Linked DNA regions of Homo sapiens: region 2 is linked to region 1. The links are chromatin contacts, found by Hi-C or POLR2A ChIA-PET in ENCODE. All regions are on one chromosome and are shown on one strand. Each heading gives the region's core, a stretch centred on a gene start or an enhancer-like site at or near the end of the contact. The rest is flanking DNA. Distances are from core to core; before and after follow the strand shown.

What was found. Hi-C counts contacts between places; a loop is a spot of excess contacts on that map. ChIA-PET counts read pairs that join two places held with the same protein, here RNA polymerase II (POLR2A). Pooled maps may share reads with other maps.
Region 2: a map of dorsolateral prefrontal cortex shows a loop between it and region 1 (2.3-fold over the local background). The contact joins the enhancer-like site here to the promoter of TRPM1-AS1 in region 1. A Hi-C loop is called at or near these places in 8 of 168 maps with a recorded cell type or tissue (HepG2, K562, Right ventricle myocardium inferior and 5 more), 1 of 37 single-sample maps with no recorded cell type and 4 of 50 pooled maps. POLR2A ChIA-PET finds 5 or more read pairs at or near these places in 1 of 52 experiments (activated B cell).

Annotation. Positions count from the first base shown.
Region 1 is chr15:31,022,922-31,029,509 of GRCh38, reverse strand. TRPM1-AS1 (TRPM1 antisense RNA 1) reads right to left here and starts at 2,638. Exons shown (of 5, transcript XR_932056.2): 1 at 2,399-2,638. TRPM1 (transient receptor potential cation channel subfamily M member 1) reads left to right here. Exons shown (of 28, transcript NM_001252024.2): 24 at 119-139; 25 at 1,034-1,178; 26 at 2,393-2,595; 27 at 3,239-3,371. RefSeq lists enhancers at 2,430-3,629, 4,810-5,104.
Region 2 is chr15:31,079,772-31,086,359 of GRCh38, reverse strand. It overlaps TRPM1 (transient receptor potential cation channel subfamily M member 1), which reads left to right. Exons shown (of 28, transcript NM_001252024.2): 2 at 4,922-5,007. The coding sequence starts at 5,005. Among named protein-coding and RNA genes, the nearest start is that of MIR211, 18 kb to the right of the region's middle. Within about 2 kb of position 2,924, at least 3 of the 41 ENCODE cell types and tissues checked have a DNase peak (open chromatin) inside an H3K27ac peak, as active enhancers do.

The sequences.
Region 1 (6,588 bases), core at 1,389-3,888:
ACAGTTATGTTGTTAAACCACTTGTTTTACTTTTCTCTCAACCATCATCTTATTTTCTTTCCTCCCCTCCTGTCAAAACAAAACAAAACAAAAATCCTGCTTTCCAATCGTCATGTAGTCTACGCCATGGAAATTAATCGTAAGTTTACATGGAATTGATTATTCTAGTCTATGGAATGTGTTTTTCAATTACCTTTTCCTTAGCTGATTACTAGTAGTCTTAAACTGTTTTCAAATACTTCTCTTGTTTTTTGGTGCCAGTACTTTTTAAGCTGTCAGTAAAAAGTAAAGAGAACCACAAATTCACTGTTGGGATCACCCTATTTTTTTAGGGGAGAAATAGACCCCCTATGATAAAAAGTTGCATTTCAAATGAGCAGAGGGAGAAAAGATTATTTTTCAAACATGGCACCAAAACAGTTGATTAAACAATTTGGGAAGTAGAGGAAATCCCTAACCCATACAACATAACAAAAATATTTTCAAATTTAATGTATCAGTGAAACCAAGAAAACAACCAGAAGACAACATAAGCTGATGTTAAATAATTAGAAGCCACAATGACTTTCAAATGGATAACGATAAAGGGAAAAAACATAAAGATACATTTGTCTGCTTAAAAATGAAGACTTTTATATTTGAAAGCCACAATAAAGAAATGGGAAAATGTTTAGAAATATGACAAATAATGACTATCTCTGAGCGCAGATATGAGTTTCTGACTTTTTTCTTTGTGTGAGTTGTTTTTTTTTTGAGACAACTGGGAGTCTCGCTCAGTCACCCAGGCTGGAGTACAGTGGCTCGATCTCGGCTCACTGCAAGCTCTGCCTCCCGGGTTCACGCCATTCTCCTGCCTCAGACTCCCGAGTAGCTGGGGCTACAGAGTTTATTTTTTCCCATGGAAAAAATATTGCTTATGAAATAAGAAAGAATCATATTAAAAAAGAAATAGGTATTGAAAAACATATGTAAGAGATATTTATCCTTTTCATTATATGTAAAAAGCAAAGACAAAACTATTTTTTTCTTTCAGCTCCTTGTGGTGAGAACCTATATGATGAGGAGGGCAAGCGGCTTCCTCCCTGTATCCCCGGCGCCTGGCTCACTCCAGCACTCATGGCGTGCTATCTACTGGTCGCCAACATCCTGCTGGTGAACCTGCTGATTGCTGTGTTCAAGTACGTGTCACAGCCGATGACCACATGCTTATTATTTATTACTGTACAGATTTTCCATTTAATCTCAGAACGCTCCCAAGATACCAATATATTTGCAGATAATTTCATTAGGGTTTTTAAGTAGATCCAATTTTTGCAGTCTCTTTGTTCAAACTTAATCAGTCTTAATGTATTCATAAATCAAGAGTTGACACTTAAATACATTTAAATTTAATCTTGGTTAGTATTTTAACACTTTAGCATGTATTTTAATCTAATGAAAATATTTTCTTAGATGAAAGTCTCCTGGGGTACAGAATATTTGATTAAGTCATGCTTTTTATTCATCAGCAGAGGTGGAAAAGGCAATATGAGTTTCATAAGCTGTTACAATTACTGTAATACTAGTAAAGCATTTTTTTCTGATCATTTATAGAATACAAGATAAAATGGCCTAAGAAAAAAATGGCTTAAAGGGTTAAATCGAGTTTCTTATAAAACCTGCCTATTTGGCATGTTGTGTTGAGTATGTTGACCATGCTCAATAAATATTGAAAAAAATGATTTTAGCTTCTAAGATGAAAAATATAGAGGGAAAAATCCTTCACAGAAATATGCAATCTTAGAATTGAACAGGGCATTGGAGAAAACCTGGTCCAAACTTCTGGCTTGAGAGATGAGAAAACTAAGGTCAGGGAAGGTAACTGGTTTTCCTAAGGTCCCAGTATTGGTAGACAATGAAATCATGCACTTACTGCTTCCTGTTGGAAGCTAAAATAAGACAAAGATTGTACCTACCCCATGTCCAAAATAACGAACCTTCAATCAAATAAGTTCAATAACTAATTAATTCAGTTGAAAAAAAAGTAGTCATCTACTTGTTAGACAGAATTGAAAGTTTAAACATGTGAAAGCATTTAGTTAAATGGCTTATACCGCTACACATAGGAAATTAAATTTCCTGAGTATATGAGTAGATTGTGGTGTGGTTTTTCAAGAAAGCAGTACATAGCAATTTATTACACTTAGCTATTTATGAATACAATGTCCTTAAGCACAGATAATCCACATTGATGGATAAACCAAAAGATTGGATAATCAAGGAATCAGTACTAAAGGGCACTAAAAGGCCATCTCATTGAGTATTTTCACTTAAATGTGAGTAACTTTGACTGCTCTGGGAAATCACTATAAAAAGTAATATAACTAACTGTAAAAATGTCTTCTTTTTAAAGCAATACCTTCTTTGAAGTAAAATCAATATCCAACCAGGTGTGGAAGTTCCAGCGATATCAGCTGATTATGACATTTCATGACAGGCCAGTCCTGCCCCCACCGATGATCATTTTAAGCCACATCTACATCATCATTATGCGTCTCAGCGGCCGCTGCAGGAAAAAGAGAGAAGGGGACCAAGAGGAACGGGATCGTGGATTGAGTATGTGCAGGGCTCTTCATTTCTAAGTTGGGCTGATTTCAAAATAGTGTTCAAATTGGACATCCTCACAGAAATCTCACTCAACTACTTGCTCGTGTGAAAAGCACCACACTCAGTCCAACTGCTGTTCTTTTCAAAAGGCTTCTCATTTTGTACCCATTTTATTCTAGTTTCGTTAATTTGTTAGTAATTAATATTAGGAAAGCCAGCTCATAGAGACCAGAAGTTGAGCTAATTCTCTAAAATAACTCTACTCTGTAAATTTCTATATAAATTCAATGCTCCTTTCAAAACGTCTTAATTTGTTGCATCTAAAGAAAATGAGAAAATAATGCTATACGTTTGACTCTATTCATAAAAATAAGTGCAAAAAGTTTTCCAGGAAATATTACTTGGCTTTACTTTCCCAGTAAATGTAATTTTGTTTTTTATGTTTAAAAGCGGGCCGTTTGGCTCCAACTGATAGAGGGTTGGGGCGTATGACAACCCCTTTTTAGATAAAAATCAATTGGAGTAGTGGCGAACTGCCTTAGGAGTGGCGGAGAAGAGAGCTTAATTAAAGTGGGGCTGTGAAATTCTCATTGACGCCACGAAACTGATTCTTCTTGTTTTTCACGTGGCCGACACTTCTCCCTTCACACAGAGCTCTTCCTTAGCGACGAGGAGCTAAAGAGGCTGCATGAGTTCGAGGAGCAGTGCGTGCAGGAGCACTTCCGGGAGAAGGAGGATGAGCAGCAGTCGTCCAGCGACGAGCGCATCCGGGTCACTTCTGAAAGGTACGTGTAGCGTCCCCACCGCGGGCCCGTGAGCCAAGGGTTTGCTGACTCGGGCGCCCCACTCTATGGGGGATGCCAGAGTTCATTTAAACATGCACTCCGAGTTCTCCTGTTTTATTTAAACTTTAGGTTTTAACGTGGTTCCCACGAAATAGTGAGAAAGTTACTAGGTAATAACTGTGCATTGGATATAGAAGGGAATGACATTTATTTATCCTGGGCCGAAAGAAAACCTAACAGTTGACTACCTTCACCCCCTACCCCAAAGTGGGGGTGTTTCCGCAAGGTTAATGGAAGCTACAGAAAGCCATCCTTCTCCCAGCTCTTGTTCCTAACTTCCCTTTGCGAGCATGGTCCTCCCCAGGGGACTGCCCTCCTCATCCGGCCTAGCTGCTTGCTGCACCTTGGCAACACCTTTCCCAGCCTCACAGGGCAGAGGAAAAGGCTCCCTCCTGGGGCTCCCCTGAGAGTGGGAACTGGGAGGGGTGGGGTGCAGGGTGGGGGGTGAGGTGTCTGGCCCCATGAGGGTGGGATCCGCTAAACTAGGGCAGGGTGTGTCTTTCAGACACCTTCACATCCGCAGTACCCAGCAAGGTCAGCCTAATCTCCGCGGTGATGCTTAATAAATGCAGAGTGAATGAATGCAGGATGTGTGAACCAGTGAATGAGTAAATGAAGTCAGGTCGCGAGGTACAGAAATGGTGACATTTTCCAAACTTCGTAGTATTGCTCTACCCTAAGCTAGGAAAGAGCAACTGGCAAAGGGTAGACAGGAGCAATGGACCTTCACTGTCTGCACTTTTTATCACGTAAGTTTTGAGAGCCTTTATCATTTACTAAAAGCATTTTCAGCCTGCTAAAGATCTTGGTGACTGATAACACGCTGTTCCAAAGGGTTTCACTAACAACGTGGCCAGAAGGATGAGCTCAGAGGAGCCATGCCTAGCTCTGCTTTCTATCCTTGAGTACACAGAATTAAAGTTTCCTAACAGACACATTGAGAGCCATAAAAACAGGGTGGGACTTCAAAAAGATATTGCAGCTGACAGTTCCCAAACAATTACAACAGAATTCACAGATGCACCTTAGGTCTCCCTGGTGCATGTTGAGGCCAGTGAACTCTGCCCCAGCCCACAGGAGGGGAGATGGCAACTGTGGGTCCCTGGCCTCGGTTCCCTCCTAGACCCAGTCACCTTGTGACCCAACCAAATCCAACCAGCTAAACTCTAGGGTTACCTGCACCACCTTTCTTCCTTACCAAGGTGAATTTTTAATAAAACTTTGAAATGTTTCTTTGATGCTTTAACAGTAATTGCTAAACTTTCAAGGTATAAAAATTATTTCTTCATGAGAAAGTTAAGGTACCCCATGTAATCCAATTTCCACTTTTTAGTTAGACATTAACTTGAACGTAATTTTAACCAGTCATTTACAATGGAGATTGTGTTTTGTTTTGCTCTGCCTCCCCCTCTCCCTTCCCCGGCATTCCTTGGATTTTTACCATTCTTGGACCAAAGCTGCAAGAGTGTGGTTATCAGGTCACTACCAAATTGCATTTTTCTCTGGGGGCTCTGTGCACACGTAATAGGGATGAAAGTGTGTAGGGCAGAGAAAACATGCTGCTTCCTGTTTCCCTCGGCTGAGATCCCAGGAGCGATGGGAGCACATTCTTGCCCCTCCATTTCCCTTGGCCTTGTCAGGCTGACTCACAGGTGAATGCCCAAGACAGAAAGAGGAGAAGGCTTGAGGAGAAGGGAGTTTTCCTTCCCTCTTAGCCAAGCCAGCTGAGAAGCAAGGGATAAGGTGGGAGGATGGAAATAAAAGTAGCTATTTGGGCACCTGTGACTACTTTAAAAATCACACTTGAAGTACTCAAGCATTTCTGCCATTTCTTTAATATTCTTTCTATATAAAATTAGTTTTATTTTCTGCATCACCATTTCCCATTTGATGATTTTCCTGCTCTTCTCTCGGTCGTGTCTTCGCCAGCACTATTCAGTCTGTAGGGTCTGGTTAGGAGCATGTCAGCCCCTGCCTTGTCTCCCTGTTGTCTTGGTAGCTTTCAGAGCTGAGCTACCAATTCTCATGACTCAGTTTTACAGGCGTGTTCACACAGGATGGGTACCCATTAATCATTCTCCTCCACGCAGGGTGCTTTTAGTGCTTCTGTGCAGAAACCAAATTCATGGTTCTCTCCTAATGTTTGGAAATTTACCTATAAAATGCTAACAATTTAACCATTTATTTTTTCTCAAAAAGTTCCAACATTTTGTAAGATCCAACATTCAGTCCTGCAATGAGATTTGCAATACGATTCAGCATTGATTGACACAACACTGGGTCAGTCCTACCAACCACGCCCACTTAGATGTCATAGGGGCCCTGCTCTCAGGGTTCTCCTCCCAAACTTGCACTCCAGTCTCTGTGAATGGCATCGCCATTAAGCTCAGTTAGCAAACTGGCAAATCATTGTGGCACCTCCCTCTTCTTCACTAACAATCATCAAGTTCTGTTTACTTCCCCTCGTGAATACATCCTGATCCACTTATTTTTTTCATCCCTACCCCAACGCACCTAGTACAGGCTTCCATCATTTTCCACTTCCATTCCTGTAGCTGCCCCTACCTGAGCTCTCCATATTTGTTTCTGCTGTTTCAATCCATGTTGCACTGTCAGCTCTCATGGGGTCCTGTTCCCTCCTGCACTGGCTTTCCTGAAAAACCCTCTGTGGCCCCCACTGTCCTCAGGCCTGCAAGGCCCTGCCCTCTCTCTGGCTTTGCCATGCACTATCTTCTCCTTCATGCTCTGTATTCCATTTCTCTTTCATTTCCTCAAAGCACTGCTTCCTTCCTGCCACAGGGGCTCTGCATGGGCTGTGCCCTCTGTCTGATGCACCTCACCCTCCTTCCCTGCTCCTCTTCCTTGGATCTCTGCCCAAATGCCAATTCCTTATGGAAAACTTCACCACCTCACACCTTAGACTAGGTCAGGACCCTCAGGCCTTAAGCTGCATGAAGGCAGGGCCATGTCTGGGTTTGGTCCACCATGATATACCTAGAGCCTGCACATATCCACATAGTAGGAGCCAGACTTTTGTTTCTGTTTTTGTTTTTGTTTTTGTTTTTGAGACAAGGTCTCGCTCTGTGCCCAGTGCAGTGGCACAATCAGGTCTCACCACAGCCTCAACCTCCTGGACTCAAGCGAGCCTTCTGCATCA
Region 2 (6,588 bases), core at 1,675-4,174, 57 kb before region 1:
AGTGGAGTCTGATACCAGCAGGTGCTCCAGGCATCCAGTCTGATGCCTCGCAGGAGCTCCCTGCTCTGCTAGCTCCACCTGAGGGGCTAGAGGCCAACCTTGCCGCTCCCCCTCTCCTCCCGTCCCTTCCTCCCAGCCTGGTCTGATGCCCCATGGTTCTCCCCACAGCCCCCAGGTGTTCCCCAGTGGTCCCACCCTTTTCTTCAGGTCCAGCAGATGCCTTAGCTGGAGTTATCTGCTTATGACAGCCCTTGTTTATGACCACTGTGAAGGTAGTTCTCTGAAGGGTGAGAGAATTAGATAATCCAACACCCAGCCCAGTTTTCCTTTGCTTTTCTCCTCGGAACGGTCAGAGATCAGTGATCGTACAAGTTAGTCCCACAGGTCTTCCTTCCAGGACATCCTACACCCATCAGTCTGGGCCTGGGGTCTTTCTCTAAGCGTGAGGCCTGTGGCTGCGGGTCCAGGGTATCTTTTCTGCCAGTGGTAAAAAATGAGAAGCAAATATCAAAAGATTCAAAAGCCTGACCCTGGCTGCTGTCTGTGTCCAGCCAGGATAATTCGGGGTCTGCATTGCAGCTCTTCTGTTTTTGTTTGGTTTTGTTCTCCTAATTGACTATTTGCACTAACCAGGTCAGGGCTAACTAGTAACACCCTACATTCTGCACAAAAAATCAGCAACCCCATGACCTGTGATGAGGGTGGCCTGGCAGGAGGCAAAAGCGACAAGCGTTCCTGGTATCTGACCAGCACCACCTTGAATTAGGACATCAACACATGCGATTGGACTATAAATCATGTAATGACAACTGCAATGACAACTCTAAAAACAATTGGGCGTGTGCTCACATTTTCACAGTAAAGCCCCGACAATGTTGACAAAATCCACTGTTTGAATTCTGATACGACTTTCTTCCATTTTGTGATCTTTTTATTGCTCTTAATTACAACGGTTAGCATTAGAGACATACCCTATGATTCCATTATTTGCAATTGCAGCTTAAATATGCATATGTCCTAAATGATGGAATGATAACCAGCAGTGCCATTGGAAAATGAAAATATTAGTGATGCTGCAGAAATGCCAAGGATGTAACCATGAGGCTGGACTCTTGGAACTGGCCATAGCTGGGGAGACCTTGGACTGAGGCACCCTGGTATTGGCTGGGTGACCCTGGGCACATTCTCCTTTTTCTCTTTTTTAAAATAAGCTATGTTGGTCTTTAGAAAATTAAAAACACAACACGGACAATGAAGAAATTAAAGAAAAAGTCTGTATCCCCTCCCACAAACACAAAATGAACAAGTTAATGAATTTGCTTCCTTTTTTCCTAGCCATATTTTGTATTCACTTTAAAAAGAAAAAATGTTGGCTGGGCACGGCAGCTCATACCTGTAATCCCAGCACTTTGGGAGGCTGAGGCAGGTGGATCACCTGAGGTCAGGAGTTCGAGACCAGCCTGGTCAACATGGTGAAACACCCATCTCTACTAAAAAATACCAAAAAAAAAAAAAAAAAATTAGCCAGGCGTGGTGGCGGGCGCCTGTAGTTCCAGCTATGCAGGAGGCTGAGGCGGGGAATCACTTGAACCCAGGAGGTGGAGTTTGCAGTGAGCCAAGATCGCGCCACTGCACTCCAGCCTAGGCGACAGAGTGAGACTCTGTCTCAAAAAAAAAAAAAAAGAAAAGAAAAAAGAAAGAAAGAGAGAAAAAATGTCTTACTGATAGCACTATTCACAATAGCCAAAAGTGGAAACAACCCAAATTCATCAACTGATGAATTCATGTAATGGAATATTACAGAGGCATAGAAAAGAGTAAAGTCCTGATCTGCGCTACCTGGATGACCCTTGAAAACATGACGCCGAGCAAAAGGAGCCAGACACAAAAGGCCACACGTTGAATGATTCCATTCATATAGAGTGCCCAGAATAGGCAAATCCATAGAGACAGAAAGTGGATTTGTGGTTGCCAGGAGCTGGGCAGGGTCAGGGAGGAATGAGGAGTGACTGCTAATGGGTACCGGCTTTTTTTAGGAGTGATCAAAGTGCTCTGGAATTAGGTAGTGGTGATGGTTTCACAGTCTTGGAACTATATGTAAAACACTGAACTGCAGACTTTAATAGGTGAATTTTAGGGTATGTGGATTATATCTCGATTTTTAAAAAAGAAAGTACAAAGAAAAATATCACTGTCTTTAAAGATCCAGCTCTGTTTCCTGGACTCTAGTCTAGAGGAGGATCTCTCAGTGTCCCCAGAGGAGAGCCCCTGGGAGAGAAGAAGGCTAGAAACCCGGAGGAAAGGGAACCCTGGCCCAGGAGAGGGGTCGGCTGTGACGACCTCCAGCATTTCCTGCAAGCCAGCCCTGTCACCTTCCTGCGGATAGTGATGATGAAGCAGAGGACAATAGGTTTCAAAGGTCTTCCAAGCATGGTGTCACTAGGCTCTCACACCAGCCTGTGGGGCAGATGTGAGGGGTATCATTGTCCTCATTTTGCAGGTGACGTTCCACAAGATGGGACTGAGGTGACCCTCAGCTGGGCCCTCCTACCTGTGCTCTCTGCAGCTAGGGGCAGGAGGCTGCATCTGACCTGAGAGTATCCCTGAGAAGCCAGAGCAGGACTCTCAGCTGAACCACCCAGAAATGGCCAGTTGGACCCAGGCCAGGACCTCCAGTGGCAGTGGAGCGAGGGGGTGGGAGGGTGGAGCAGGAAGGAGTGGTTGTGGCTTTTAATCCTTTCTGCATATAAGGCTGGGCGGCTTGTGCTTTGGCTGGCAGGCTTGTTTGATTCTCCTGCATGGAGAGTTTCAGGCATGCAGGTGCCACCCCAGGTGGGGCCCACAGGTGCCCCTAGGAGCCGGGCAAAGGCAGGTCCCAGGGAGCTGTCAGGGCACATGTGGGAACCCGCCGCCACCTGCAGCTGTGCCAGGACACCAGCCAGCGTTCCCACATCCTGAGGGCTTTCAAGAGAAGCCATAAGTATAATCTCCCTCTTGGTTAATAATGGCAGCTAAATGTAGTTTTCACAAAAGGTTCCAACCAAGCCCATATGTGGGCCACATGTAGCTGTGGGAATGAGAGTTTGAGTCGTCTGCTCTAAATATATACACAAAACAAGCAGTTTCTTCTGGATAAACTGGTCCACACATCATTCATTTCATTGCGGGGTTTGCTTGTTAATTTTGGCCCAAGACATAGGGCTTTGAGTAAACAGAGCCTCGCCCGGCAGTACACCAGCTCTTACATTCAGAAGCCACTTCCCCGAGCCATGTCCTCCCAGACCAAAGTCACACTGTGTCTTTGCAGCCTTCCTCCTTGTCTCCGTCCAGCCTTCTCAAGGTATCCCCCTGCACCTTCCTGTACCCCTCCTTGTGGGTCGCCCCCACCTGTGTGTGTAAACACCTTCTAGAAGGTCACATTGTTAAAGCCCCCCATGACCCTTCATTCCACTCCAGCTCCCACCATTTCTGGGCTCCCCTTCAGGGGAAGACTTCTCCTCGGGGTTGACACTTGCTGTCTACACTTCCTCGGCCCCCTCACTCTAAAACTACGTAAATGCCCAGAGAATAACATGACAACGTGCACCTGAGCAACCCCCACCCAGATGGTACAAAGGTTTCCTTGGCCATGTTTGTAGCAGATATTTCTTTCTTTAAAAAATAAATAAGTACAGAGCTGGCAGAACATTTCCCATTGCCCTTCAGCCCACTCCTCTTGGACTTTCTTCCCGCAGCCTCCCCGTGGCCCTTCATGGACACATGGTCCTGGCTACAGATGAAAAATCGCTGGGTCCTCAGCAGGGCAGTCATATTTGATAATGACCAGGATTGCATTTAAATCTAGTACCTCCCAGATACTGTACAGATAAGATCCCAGCTAAGGCTCAAAACCACTCAAAGCCATTTCCATTTCAGAGATGAGAAAATCACAGCTCAGAGGGGTTGGGGGCGTGGTGGCAGTGCCAGCAGTCCGCCTCCAGTATGACCTCCACTGTCCCTTCACTCAGCCGGGGTAGACAGACTTCCCAGCTGGGACAAGCACTCTTAAAATCTCAGTGGGATTTCCATCTCCAGTGCCAGTGCTCCTATCATCCGGCACAGAGGCATTCAAAATAACCATTTCTGATGGACTGGAATATTTTGCACAAGTGGGCAGTATCTCACCTAATGGGGGTGGGGAGGTTATGAAGGGTTTGTGAACAAACCACAGGAAGCCCTGCTTTCTCCTTTCACAAGGACAGGTGGCACCTGCAGGGTCTCCCCTGCAGTGGCGTTATCGTTGCACTGAAACTTGCATGACCAATCTGTAAGGAGTCAGGGTGGGTTCAGCCATTTGTTATGACCTTGGCATTGTTCAGCCCCAGAGCCTGGCAGGAGGGGAAGGAGGAAAGTTTGACTGAGGGGCCTCCACCCATTGCCTTTCACCTGCACACTGCCTCTGAGCAGATTCAGGAGACCAAGCTCCTCCCCAGGTGAGCCATGCCTCTCCTGGGGTGACCTGGCTTACTTCATGTGTGCCCTGCTGGCAAATGCTCTGCTGCTGTAGGTGGCATTAGCAAGGGCTGAGCAGGTGGCACTGCTCCACCGGGAGGTTGAGTAAATCACTGAGTCATTAGGAGATGTTGAGCTCTCGCCAGGCCCTCCTGGAGGCACAGGGGATACAGCAGAGAACTGAAGGGGGCTGCTGCCTCTGTGGCTTTGGTGCGAGGTTGGGGAGGAGGGGACAGGCAGGAGGTGGGGGAGAAGGTTTATGGAGAACAGAGCGCAGGGGTTGGGGTAGATGGGGAGTCAGGGAGCCCTGGTGAAGAGGCCACATTAGAGCAGAGACTGGAACAAAGGGAGGGCAGGATTTGTTCATCTTGCTTCCCAAGAAAGAGGCTGCAGGCAAAGTGACTCTTACTCCTCTTGTTTATCCTCGTAGGTTCTAGAAGATTTCTGAGGACTCAGCAGTAACTTGCAGTGCTGGACTGAGGCTATTTCCTTATATCAACTTTTTGAAAACTCATGGTTAATACCTAAGTAAAGCACTTCCACCTTCCCCCCCTCCCCCCCTGAGAAAGTACGTTAGTCACATGCTAGCGTTTTTATTAGGAAAAGACGGATTTCCAGTGAAGCAGAGGGAAGTGGATTGAGCCTGGCTCGGGCCATGGCGCCAGTTGCACTTGCCCTGGTGCCGAGCCACAGCAAGGGCTGGCACTCGGCACCATGAAAAGCCCTCCTTTTCGGAATCTGGGGGACAAAATGCAAGACCGATGCCCCAGAGTCATCACAGATGACCTTCATTGGCACGATAAGGGGGGGGACAGGGGGCCCTGCCTTGAAGGAGGCATCTAAACACCCCTTGTGATGGAACAGACTTAGCCACAAAAGCCAGCGAGGGGCACGTTGTTGCTCCCTCATCCGCCGGTGGCATTAAGTCCTGTAGGGCAGGCTGCGTTTCCCCCTTTCACGATGAGGGGCCTGAGCCTAAGCGCTCGGAGCCTGGGCTTTAGTTTCTGATTCCCCACGCTGTGCTGGCACAGGTTTCCTGGACAGCGCCCCAGCGCGGGTTTCTTATCCTAGGGCGGTGAGAGGGGCTGCCAGGGAAAGTGTGGGAAAGGACGAGGGGCGGGACTATGAGAGGGAGCGGGGCTGGGGGCGGGGCCTGGAGGACCGGGCTGAGAGGGCGGGACCGTGAGAGGTAACAGGGGGCGGGGTGAGGGGGCGGGGTCGAGGACGATGGGGGCGGACTTGGGGGCGGGGCCTGGGGGCTAGGGAAGGACAGTGCCAGATCTTGTGTCCAGCCTCTGGAATCTTCCCTCAGTTCTTCCTTGTCTTTTCGTGGCCTTGACGTTTTTGAGGAACGCAGGTGGGTTATTTCGTAGGATGGCCCTCAGTTCGGGCTGTCTGATGATCCTTCCTCCAGATCAGGTTCAGATGATGTACTTTGGGCACTTTTGTTCCTCTTGGTGCGTTTTATCCAGAGCCTCATAATAAATATTTGTTCCATGACAGGCGATGTGCACTTTGTTTTAGGTGGTTCTCCCCAGAATTCTCCACTGTCAAGTTACTAATTTCTCCTTTGTAATTAATAAGTATCCATGGGAAATACTTTGAGATTATGTAAATACGTTGTTACTCTTCAGACTTTTACCCACTACTTTTAGCATTCATCAGAGATTCTTGATGGTTGCCAAATGGTGATTGTCGGATTCCATCATTCCTTCCACATTTAATAGGGACTTTCCACTGGAAGAAAGAGCTTTCTCCCTCCCCTGTGCGTTTATTTACATATGTATTTATATCAGTGTGGACCCATGGGTCTTTATTTAAGTCTAAAGGTTATAATTCTTCATTGTAGTCATTTATTTTCATGCTGAAGGGACCCCAGAGAAAGCCACTGGGAGCCCCTTCAAGCAGCCACTGTGTTCTTTTGGCATGTTCCCATGTCAAAAGTAAAGTTTCTCACTTGCTGGTACAGTAAGGTGTTCCAGGCTCTTCTTATACTTCCCCGCCCCAGCCCTGGATTCCTTTTAGTGGAGAATGGTATTTGGAAACCAGTATTGGAGCATGAGTATGCTCATTGCTATTGAAGTGTTATTGTGAAGC